Linked DNA regions of Homo sapiens: regions 1 and 2 are each linked to region 3. The links are chromatin contacts, found by Hi-C in ENCODE. All regions are on one chromosome and are shown on one strand. Each heading gives the region's core, a stretch centred on a gene start or an enhancer-like site at or near the end of the contact. The rest is flanking DNA. Distances are from core to core; before and after follow the strand shown. Region 1 holds the start of BRI3 (brain protein I3). Region 2 holds the start of PDK4-AS1 (PDK4 antisense RNA 1). Region 3 holds the start of SDHAF3 (succinate dehydrogenase complex assembly factor 3).

Region 1 (3,750 bases), core at 999-3,498, 1.2 Mb before region 3:
ACAGCAACTGCGCCACCACCTCGGCGCCCCCCAGCCCTGGGATATCTGGCCCATCCCTCGCTGCCGCTGGTCTCTCACCTCTCCAAGTTCAGGGGTTTGGGCAGAGAAGAGCTAAGAGCTTCAGAGACACCTCACCAGACACCCCCACGTCCCAGGTGGGGAAACAAGCCCCGCTGTTCCTGGCAGGACCAGGACCGGAACCCGGCTCCTCCGGCAGGCTGGACACCGGGATGGCAGGGCATGGACAATGACACGCAGGCAGACCCTCTGCTCCTCCATGTTCTGAGTCCCCTCCATGTGCCTTCACACTCACACAGCTCTGCCAGCCCCCCAACCCGGTGCAGCTCCGGGAGAGAACTATGTCCCGAAGGCAGCCAGCGCCCCACCCTGCCCTCCCTCCACCTTCACTCCAAAGGCTAATGTTTCTGCTGGGTGGTGACCAACTGTGTCAAACTGACGTCCCAGTTAGGGTTTGTCACGGGGTCCCTGTGCAGGCAAGCAGCCACAACCTGCCCCCGAGGTCCCAGCCTCTTGTCCCCACCTCTAGGTTGCCCTTCCTTCCCAGGAAGTTGCCTGCTAAGGCTCTGAAATCACTCACTTCCCCGTGACTCCACTCTAGGCCTTACACACACACTTTTGAAATCAAGTCTAAGTCCAAACCAGGGTTTCTTAATTCCATCTCAGTGGCTTCAACTTCCTCCTCCGAGACACAGCTGAAAACCCTGTCCCGGCCAACTCTGCCCCTACTTTCTAAGCAATCTGAACACCCCCAGCTGCCAAGGGTTTATATTTAATTAATCCTTATTTAAATGTGAATCCTCAAAACCTCCACAAAACAAGCCTCTAGCTGCACCTCGGGGCCCTATAAAAACCAAAAAGCGTGTGCAGGTCCAATGCGAGGATATGAAAAAAATAACTCCTGCCTCAAAGAAACACGGGGTTTCCATCCTGGTCCAGCTCGTGGAAGAGCGTTTCAAGCCAACTTTGGATAAAGCAGCTCTTACGGCCGTCGCTTCTCCCACTGAGGTCTGTCCTGCTGGTGCACTTACTTCCAAATGCCCCTTCCGGGAAAATGAAACCTTCCACCACCTTCGACGATCAACTGCAGAGTAAACTTGCGGAAAGTGAAGGAAAAAGCAGACACCTGATTCCTTGCAAGTCCCAGAACAAAGACGAAAGGACCACGAGTCCCGTTGTTACCATTTCTACATCCCAATCACTTGGGGTGCAATGCCCCAAGATCTAGGAAAAGGAATCCACCCTTTTGCCCCCACAAAATGTGTTCAGAGCCAAGGGTGAGCGGACCCGCACTCTCCCACACCGCATTCGGGCAGCCTGTCTGTCCCTCCCATAAAGGGCTCTGGTCAAGATCCAAGTCAAGCCGGACCCACTCCCACAAGCAGAGCTGTGAGGTCCTGGGGGTTAGGGCGGGGGTCCTCAGAGCTTCCAGGGCCAGTCCCCAGGCTGCAGACCCACTCACCTGCAGACAGGACAGCCTCCTACGACCACGATAGAGTTGGCAGGATAGCGGGTGACGGTCCGGCTGTGGATGTTGTAGACCCTGGGATGGTGGGTGGGTATCCCTGTGGGCGGGAAAGCAGGTCATTAGGGTGCAGGGAGGAGAAATCGGACCGCCACGGGGACTACTCATCCTGTCCCCTCAACCTCCACCCCGCTAAAAAAGCCCCCGGTCTTTTCCACCCTCGGGACGGCCACCGCGGGCCTGATTCGGCGCTAATCTGCCAACAGCGAGCGCCTCGTGACACAAAGTTCATCTGGGGCAGGGATCCGGCCCCGCCGGGTTACGACGGGCCCGAGGACTAGAGCCCCGGGGGGGAGGCTGGCCCTCGGCGGCGCCGGGTCCCGAAGCCAGCCCGGGGACCTCCAGCTCCAGGAAGGACCCCCGGGCGGGCCCCACCCGCCTCCGGACCCACGTCCCCCGACCGGGCTTGCCACCTCGGAAGCCGCCGGCGGGGAAAGTTGGTTACGGGCCCACCTGTGACGAGGTAGGGGTAGGGCGGCGGCGGGGGCGCGGCGGGGATGGCGCCGTAGCCGTGCGGGCCGCACGCGTAGTCGCCCTGGCCGGCCTCCAGGTTGTAGGCGGGCGGCCGCTCCTGCAGCAGCGGCTTGTGGTCCATGGCGGCCCGGCCGCGCCCGCCGCTCCGGCCCGGCTCGGCTCGGTCGGCCCCGGCGGGGGACGCGGCGGCGGCGGCGGGGACGCGGCGGACCGGGTGGCTCGGGCCCCTCTGAGGCAGACGCGGGGCGGGGCGGGGCGGGCGCGAGCCGCGGGCTTCCCCCGCCCTCCCGGGCCCAGTCACAAGACCGGGGTCACGTGGGCGGCGGGAGGCGGGGCTCGGGGGCGGGGCCGGCGGGGCGTCTTAAAGGGGCCGCGCCCTCCCGAAGCCGCCCCGCCGGCGGCGCCTCTGCACTCCGCCCCGCCCCGCCGCCGCTGCTCTCTAGACCTCCCGTGGCGGGGAGACCCCCCCCCCCGCCCATCCCCCACGACGACCCAGAGACGCCCCATAGGGTCATGACCTTTAGGGCTCGCGGATGCACCCCCACCTCCCCCTACGCCCCGATCTCCCAGGCCGGCCGAGGTCCCCCTACCGGTGGAGGAGGGGGAGGGCGGGGCCTGAGAGGGGGCGGGGCCGGGTGGGTCCCAGGCCGCCCCAACGCCAGCCCTCTGCCCCTATGATCGCCAGCGCTTCCAGCAATACAAAGGGCACACCCGGGTGTGCACCTCAGCTGCGGCCTGCGCGGTGCTCAGCTGCGGCGCATTCCCTCCGTTTGCCTTTTTTTGGACAATTAGGTGATTGACGGGGGTAGTAGCCAGTGCTTACAAATAACTCCCCCGTTTGGGGACAAAACTATAAATACTGGGCACCTGCCGCGTCTCCTCAGTTTCCCTAATCTTCAGGCAGCCCTGCCAGGTGTTTTGCTTACCCCTGGAGGACAACACGGGATCGGGCTCAGAAGGGGGAGGGATTTGGCTGTGGCAGGTGCGGGTCAGAGCCCGTATCTAAACCTGGGTGTTTTCTGGCCTCGGGGACTGCGTCAGGCGCCCTCGTTGAAACATTTCCTCATACAAGGCTTCACGGGTTGGCCAGGACAACTTTAAAACGAACGATTGGAACGTTCAGGATTGCTTGCGTCCTTAGCGCCTCTGCACCTTTTCAGGGGCACCTGTATCCGTTACTGTATTCTGTCTCCAGTTTTCTCACCTGCATTTTGATATCACCTGCACTGTAGCTCTGGGACGACTACAGCTCTTCTCGAACCGCGCCTTTTTAATTTTTAAAAAAAAAATTTGTAGGGGGTGCTGGGGGGGCTCTCTTGCTCTGTCACCCAGGCTGCAGTAGAGTGACACAGTCATTGCTCAATGCAGTCTCGACCTCCTGGGCCCAAGCCATCCTCCCACCTCAGCCTCCTCAGTAGCTGGGGACCACAGGCACACGCCACCATGCCCAGCTAATTTTTAAAAATTTTTGTATGGGATCTTGCTATGTGCCCAGGCCAGTCTCAAACTGCTGGCCTCAACCAATCCTTTTGCATCAGCCTCCCAAAGTGCTGGAATTACAGATGTCAGCCCCTGCACCCGGCCTTATTTTTATTTTTTAATAAGGGATCATCATTCACATGTATATATACACACACATACATATATATATATATATATATATATATATCTTTTTTTTTTTTTTTTTTAACAGAGTCTCACTCTGTGGCCCAGGCTGGAGTGCAGTGATGCAA
Region 2 (3,918 bases), core at 1,360-3,859, 1.5 Mb after region 3:
AGAGTAACTTCATAAATATTATTAGAAGGGATGACATAGAGACAAAATTTTGGCAACCTCAGTTCACATTTAGCCCTAGGTCATCTCTGTGAACATCATATGATTTCACCTGATCTTTAATCAGCCCACAGCACATAGAATAGTAGTGCTGGGTAAGCTAGGCTGGGCAATCAATGTACTTAGGGACATGGGACTTTCCTAAATTAGACTTGCCTGTAATGCATAATTTCCATTGCCTTTCCTCTGAAAATCAGAGTATAATTCTTTGTAATATATATTTTTGCTTATTCCAGGTTCCATATACAGTGAGAAAAGCAAATGCATGCTTTACTTTTACTTATGTTCTTAAGACCCAATCTAAGAAAAAGAAGGGATTTTTACCTTAAATTTACTTGCTTCATCAAAGAGAGTCTTATTCAGTTTTTTGGCTACTTGAACACATTTCGTTGCTGCATCAAGCTATGCAAATATTTAATAAAGGATTCCAAGTACAAAAATATAAATAATAGTGGCATCAAAACCTGTCTACAAGTGGAGATGCAATTTGGAACTTGCCCATATTCCCACAGCTGTTTCAGCTTAAGATAAGTGCTTGAGCTGTTGTGTTTTTGGTTTTTTTGTTTTTCTGTCCCACTCAAGTGCAACTGCTAGAGTCTATACTTGGATCATCCTTGAATATTCTCTAAGAACCCAGGCCCCATCCTCTTCATTGGAAGATCATAAATATTGCATGTCTTCACATAGCTGTTTCTCAAAGGTCTGAAAAAAATATTTGGTCATAACAGGAAGTCTCAAATTCTCGACCATCTATAGGTAATGTATAGACAATGGGAGAAATAGTAGGAGAGCTAATATGGTGCCTCCAAACAGGCCACATAACTGACACAGGGTTTGCCAGGACTGTTTCAGATCCCTCATAATGGTGTTGATTTTAGAGAAGCAAAATTGATACCTATTAGACATCCAAATGGAGAAACCAAATAGGCAATTGAATAGGAGAATCTGGCTCTTGGAAGAAAGTTTGTGCTAGAGATAGAATTGGAAATCTGTCCTGTGATTTAATGCAGTCTCCTAGACGAAGAGGGCAAAGGATGACAGCAGAGCCTAGGATCACTCATGACTTTCAGAGTTGCCCGTTCTGCTTATAAATGCAGGGCAGGCTGGGCGCAATGGCTCACTCCTGTAATCCCAGCACTATGGGAGACCGAGGTGGGTGGATCACTTGAGGTCAGGAGTTTGAGACCAGCCTGGCCAACATGGAGAAACCCCATCTTCACCAAAAATAGAAAAAATTAGCTGAGTGTGGTGGCGTGTGCCTGTGATCCCAGCTACTCAGAAGACTGAGGCAGCAGAATCGCTTGAACCTGGGAGGCCGAGGTTGCAGTGAGCCGAGATGGCACCACTGCACTCCAGCCTGGGAGACAGTGTGACTCTGTCTCAATAAATAAAGTAATTAATTAATTAATTAAAATAAAATAAACGCAGGGGGAGGAGGCCAAAAAGGTTTTTTATAACAAACTATCATTTTTAACACCTCATAAATTCCCATTCTATTACATTTGTAACCAACTCTCTTACTCCCAACTTTCCCAAACACGGTGGCTTCATTCCCTAGTCCTTTTAGAGTGTCGGGAGAGGAAAAGGAGGTTAGTATGACAGGGTAATGTGTCTCAACCACTGTCATTAATTTAATAAATATTGAGTAGTGAAAAAGTAGGAATCACAAAGCTGCATCAGACAGGGTCCCTACCCTGATCTCTTTCAGGAAAGGGGGGAGTCAGAGAGGGATAATATAAAAACATAAATAGCTATAGAATAGTACCATGAAAGACCAAGGCCTTATTTGGAAGAAGTGAGGAGAAGTAATCAAGGAAGACCTTTTGCAGCAGACAGCTTGTGCCAGACATTTGAGGGTAGAATGGAATGTCTTAGGTAAAGATTTGGAGTAAGGACATTTCGTACAGGGCAGAGTGAACAAATTCTCTGATCACCGCAAAAGGTAAGGCAAACTGACAAATTGATCCCTTTTTAATTTTGTTTTTAATTAACAGAACTAAACCTAACGGAAAGAATGTGTTGCCGGAGAAGAACGAATTGATGGCCTTTTATTACCACAGGAAAAAGTAAATGTATCTGGGCAGCCCCTCAAGTCTCAGCAAAAGGAACGTACAGTTCCTGCCATGTGCCGGTCTCTTCTGAAGAAAAGGGGGCGGTGGGGGTGGGGGCGCAGGTCTTTAGGTTGTTTATTCCTTTCTCTCTGTCCAGTGGCAGAGAAGCCCATACTTTTGAACGCAGCTTGTTGGCTACTGTAAAAGCCCTGCTCTGAGCAAGGACCAATGAGCACGCGGAGTCCAAACTCTTGGAAACAGTTTGTGGCCAGGAGTACTTGACATTGAGACAGCCTCCGAGTTGTAAACAAGGGCGAGCCTGGGCGGGACCCCAGCCCACGCGACTCGGAGCCCCGTCCCAAGAGGCTAATCTTAAGCCCACGTTGCCCCAGATACCTGTTTCTGCTTCCTCTTCCCTGTTCTTCCCACCCTTTTTCCGTCACAGCCGCGGGCACCGGTGCCAGGGCACTCCGTGGTCACCGTGCCAGGCCATTCTGTGATGACCGCGGCTGGAGGGGCGGAGCCCATAGTTCTTTCTCTGATCTGATTGGCGCGACCTGGAGTTCAGGACGCGTTTCCAAGTTCCAGTGACTCCTCCTGTTTGGGACTCGGGGGGAGAGTGCGGGGAGACAAATAAAACCTCGGGCGGCGGCGGCTGGTGGGAAGACTTGAACTTGAATCTCGAACCACTGCATCTCCGACTCTGCCCAGACTCTTCACTCCGCGGCACCCTCAAACCCCAGCCCAGGCCGGGGCGCACAAGCCAGCCAGCGCACCTGCAGTCCTCGCCCGGACGCGCCGCGCCCCCTCGGAACCAGGCTCTGCTCCGAGCAGCCTTCGCCCCTCAAGCCAGCCACAGTCCCCGCCAGGCCGGGTGGGCGTCAAGATGAAGGCGGCCCGCTTCGTGCTGCGCAGCGCTGGCTCGCTCAACGGCGCCGGCCTGGTGCCCCGAGAGGTGGAGCATTTCTCGCGCTACAGCCCGTCCCCGCTGTCCATGAAGCAGCTACTGGACTTTGGTGAGAGGGGACACAGGGCCCAAGCTGGGTCCTAGGGTTGGGGAACTGCCTTAACTTTCAGCCTTGGTAGAGGGAGGGCTAGGCTCAAGCTAAAACAACTGGGGTTCACTTTGCTGCTGAGCCCTGGAGCCTCGACGCCAGCACACCTTTCCTTTTCCTAGATTTGGTTACTTTCTGACAGGGGTGCCTCCAGGTCAAGGCCACCTGCAAGCCTGCCGACGCTGGATGGTTTGACTTCATCTGCACACTCTTCTTTCTGACCCGCTCTTCCAGTCAAAATACTTTTTGCTTTCGGTCACCGTTTAACAATGGACTGGAAACTTTATCCTCTCCTTCACAGCATAGTACTGCTTGGAGAAGTTTCTGAATAGTATTAAATAGCCTCAAATTAACAGATTTTATTCCTTAGCCACCTGGCATCCTTCCACAGGGTACATCTCTCTGCATTCCTGACAGATTTCTTTGTCTCTTTATCATTATAGTTTTCCATATATTTGCATTGTTGCTGAAAATATTTACACATTTGTTGCAGTAATCTTATAAGGAAGATTTCAAGGGTTTAAATGTGATATCACTACTCTGGAAATATCACAGCTCCCCCTCCAGCCTCTTATCCCCCAACTCCAATTCCATGTCCCCACTCATTAAAGGATGTTGTGTTGTTGACATTGTGGTGTGACCGAATCCTGCAGTCTTTTATAAATTCTAAGAACTGTGGGATATTCTTACTTCTTGGAAGTGAATCCTCTTCAAAAAGAGAAGACAATAATTCTCCTATATCTGTCACTTTTTAA
Region 3 (3,896 bases), core at 915-3,414:
AAATGCATAACATCAATTTAACCATGAGAAAACATCAGACAAACTCAAATTGAGATACATTCCACAAAGTAACAGACTAGTACTTTTCAAAAAAGTATCAAGGTAATGAAAGATAGGAAGACGGAGCAACTGTCACAGAATGGAGATTAAGGAAAAAGAATAACTAAATGCATTGTAGAATCCCCATTGGATCCTGGAACAGAATAAGGACATTAGTGAAAGGGCTGGCAAATTGTAAATAAAGTCTGTAGTTAACAGCATTGTAGCAATGTTAATTTCTTGTTTTTGATCACTGTACCCTGATTATGTAAGATGCTAACACAGGGGGAAACAGGATGTAGGGAACTCTCTACTGTCTTTCTAACTCTTCTGTATGTCTAAAATTATTCCAAGTTTTAAAAAGCTCAATCCCAGTTACCAAGCCTACTAGGTCAACTAACACATTTTTTATTTATGCAGTTCTTTTTTATACCCTCTCTCTCTCCTACAACCTATTATCAATTTTTTCTGAGTTGCTACTCTTTCCTACTTTTTCCCAAAGAGGCTTCCATGTGCTTACATTTTAAGACTTCTTAAAATAACCTTATTTCCTCCCAACAGAGAGCTACTCTCCTTCCTGTACGGCCACAAAATGACCTACCATAAAAGATGTAAAATACTTTAATACAGTATCTTATAGCTTCATAACAATTAGCAATACACAAGTGCTTGTAAATACATTTACATACGTAAATTTTGAGATGCATAAACACTTATTATTTTATAGATGAGAAAATAAGACTAGAAAAATTATGTGATCTGACACTTAAAATGTCAGAGACTGAATCTGAATCCAGTTCTTCAGGCTCCAAAACCAAATTACCTTATTAAAATAAAGTGCTCTGTGTCTGAAAAGCTTCAACTTCCCTGCTTCAGGCAAGCGAATTACATCAAATACACCATGATTTTCAAGAAAGTTCTAAATTTCCCGATTGTTCTAAATGTCGCTCTTAAAAGCTTCAATAATTATACAAAAAAGAATTCTGGAAGTCAGTGCAAAGTTTGTGTTCACCCTAACCATTCTTTTGATTTTTTTTTACAAAGCCGACTTCAGTCATCTCCCCTTCAACTATTTAGGCCGAAGAACCGCTTACCTCTATTTTCATATCAGCTCCAACTCATGCTTTCAAATATCTGAGCTGTCATTCCAATCTCTAATTCCATTCATTTATTTATATTTGCAAATGAAAACTAGGGGCAATCCTGCAGGGCCCCGAGCCCCACGAAATACTCTGAATATCTTTTTTCCTTTACTCAAAAAAAAAAAAAAAAAGTCAAACGACTTATTGCTAATGCATGTGTCTGTTTAATATTTAGCGCAATGGTGCAGGGCGAAGTAACAATGACTTGAGACCGGAGGAAACAACTTTCGCCTGACTTAACTGCCACCAGCATTTTTCTCCTTCACAGTTTGTAATCTCCAACCTTTTGTAATCTTTTTCATGTTACCTGATTTCTGTATCAGCCAAGTGAGAAAATTATTTAAACCCAACCAAAAGCGCTGAGATTAAATAATAAATTACGGAAATAAGCCTTTAAATTTGAAAACTAATAAGAGAACCATTAATTTATTAATGGGCGCTTACTAGGTGCAAAGGCACTTAAAAGGACAAAAAGCTCCTGAGGTTTTTGAGCACTTAACGACGACTTGCTCATTTTTGTGACCTCCTACCCTCACCCTTTGAGCACCTGGCATCTGCAGGAGCTCAAAAGTTGAACTGAATTGGGGACGCTGAAGTAACAGGATCTGCTCTAGTGAGAAACCCGTGGGAGAAACTTTGGAAAGTGTTACCTGAACAGCATTACGCTATTTCAAACAGAACAGGTTGCTGCTCTGTTTAACCCCGCATGGGGGACTGGAACTAGAAACCTGGACACCGAGGAACCCCAAAGGTCTTGGGCAAAGAGAAGGGAGCGTCACTTGCCTCCCATTCTTGCAAGAAACGCTGTGCCTCGTCAGAACCAACGGTCTTATGTCTCCTAAATTCGTCTTTCACGTACTGGTCGCCCAGGGATTTGAGGTCCGGGGGCAGAACACGGTGCAGCTGCAAGACGCGCTTGTACAATGCCCGGACTCGAGAAACGTGCCGCCCCGGCATAGCGCCCCACGCCGACCGCCGACTGCGCCTGCGCAGAGGGACGGCGCGTTCCCGCACTTCTGCGAACTTGCGTATTAGTGAACCGGAAGGCAGACGAAAGAGGGCGCGCGACCTCTATCCGGTTTGGTCCCTTGCACAATCAGGTCCTCCCGGAAACCCAAGCTCCGCTGCGGGCGGAAAACGGGTCGGTCCTTCTCTAGGAGGGGCGTGGCCCTCGTGGAGTCGCGCCTGCGCCTCGTCGTGGCTTCTTCTGGCCTGCGTCCTGACGACACAGGCCTTGAAAGAGAGAGGTCTGTGGTGGGCCGTTGTCATTTCTCAGTCCCACTCCACTGTCTTTTTCATTCAACTTCGTTTCTGTCCTCCTACCAAAGGCCTGAGAAAAGCTTCGTTAAGATCGGGCTCCTCCGGGATTCCTTCCATGGTTCCCAACCCATTTGAGGCATTTAGAGTATTACTGCACCCTGCTTTAGGGATCAGAGTGAGATTAATCTCGCCATCCACTAGCTCACCAACCCACGCTCTTTGCACAGCGCTGTTCTCCCAATTTATACTCTGGGCATGGGCTCTTCCTTGCAAACAACCCAAGTGAGCCCAGAGCTGGCGGACTCCTTAGCCAAAGTCAAGTTGGCTGCTGAAGGATCCTTGGGAAGAGTTTTAAACGTATTGTTTCCAGGACCACGACCCTGGAGATTCTGGTTAAATAGTCTAGGATAATAAGAACGAGGAATCTAGAAATTTACAAAGCTCTATCTTTTGCGAAGGTAATACTGAGAGTAGAACTGGTTTCCAAAGCTGGCAGCTCCTTGTGTTGTCCTTTCCTGTCACACGTTTGGTTCTTCAGCAAATCCTGATGGCGTCACCAACAAAAATGCAGAAATCAACCATTTCGCCCCATGTACTCTACCACAATCTCTCTCCACTGGATATTGTGTTAGCTTCCATATCTGTGTTCAGCTTCTGGTCATGACCAACTTTGGTCATGCTCCAACATAATTTAAATTAAATTTGGCCTAAAATTTCCTCCCTACTCTGAGTTGCTATGTAGGGAACTGCAACCTAACTTAGTATGTAAATTAACTGCAACTGAGAGTATATTCTTGTGACAAGTAGCTGAGCTTCAGCCAATCACAGGCTGCCAACTGATCAGACTATGTGCATATAAGGCAAATACGTCATAATGTCCTGCCCAAATAAGACTAGCCCAACTGTAAGCAATCAAGCTGTTTCTGTGGGGCACTTCCTTTTTCTGTCTATAAATACTGCCTGCCCACAGTGCTGGGTAGAGCTCTCTGAACCTCTCCCTGTTAAGTGCTGCTGCCTGATGAATGCCTCATAAATCGTGTGTGTGTGTGCACGTGCGCTCGTGCAAATAAACTTTATTAGATTTAACTTGTTTAAAGTTTTTCTTTTAACAATCTAAACTGTAAATCGGATCATTTCACTCCTCTGCTCAACAAAAGCCTCCAGGGATTTTCATCAGAGTAAAGCCCAGTCTCTAGCCCTTAAAGGTTTAAATTTTCTCCTATTGCTTTCTCCCTAGTTAGCCAGTTGCAGCCACACTGGCCTCCTAGCTCTTAGTTCATATTTTAAAAAGCCAGGTACACTCCCAACTGAGGCCTTGGCACTTGCTGTCCCGTCTACTTGGAGTGCTTTGCCAAATGTATCTTCCTGGCTAACACTTTTATTTCACTCAGCGCATACTTCAGGTCCCCTTCTAATGAGACCCTCCCTGGCAACCCTATTTGAAACCCTGCTTGA

What was found. Hi-C counts contacts between places; a loop is a spot of excess contacts on that map. Pooled maps may share reads with other maps.
Region 1: a loop to region 3 is called in a map of CD8-positive, alpha-beta T cell, with 20 times the contacts of the local background. The contact joins the promoter of BRI3 here to the promoter of SDHAF3 in region 3. A Hi-C loop is called at or near these places in 4 of 168 maps with a recorded cell type or tissue (CD4-positive, alpha-beta T cell, CD4-positive, alpha-beta memory T cell and CD8-positive, alpha-beta T cell), 2 of 37 single-sample maps with no recorded cell type and 11 of 50 pooled maps.
Region 2: a pooled map of posterior vena cava shows a loop between it and region 3 (11-fold over the local background). The contact joins the promoter of PDK4-AS1 here to the promoter of SDHAF3 in region 3. A Hi-C loop is called at or near these places in 1 of 168 maps with a recorded cell type or tissue (B cell), 1 of 37 single-sample maps with no recorded cell type and 9 of 50 pooled maps.

What each region holds. Positions count from the first base shown.
Region 1 is chr7:98,280,184-98,283,933 of GRCh38, reverse strand. It overlaps BRI3 (brain protein I3), which reads right to left and starts at 2,248. Exons shown (of 3, transcript NM_015379.5): 1 at 1,997-2,248; 2 at 1,481-1,583. The coding sequence starts at 2,138. RefSeq lists silencers at 1,757-2,096, 2,227-2,736 and an enhancer at 2,433-3,417.
Region 2 is chr7:95,595,370-95,599,287 of GRCh38, reverse strand. It overlaps PDK4-AS1 (PDK4 antisense RNA 1), which reads right to left and starts at 2,609. Exons shown (of 3, transcript XR_001745287.3): 1 at 2,505-2,609. It overlaps PDK4 (pyruvate dehydrogenase kinase 4), which reads left to right and starts at 2,772. Exons shown (of 11, transcript NM_002612.4): 1 at 2,772-3,124. The coding sequence starts at 2,995. RefSeq lists a silencer at 3,197-3,491.
Region 3 is chr7:97,115,966-97,119,861 of GRCh38, reverse strand. It overlaps SDHAF3 (succinate dehydrogenase complex assembly factor 3), which reads right to left and starts at 2,164. Exons shown (of 2, transcript NM_020186.3): 1 at 1,965-2,164. The coding sequence starts at 2,138. RefSeq lists enhancers at 1,987-2,076, 2,427-2,506.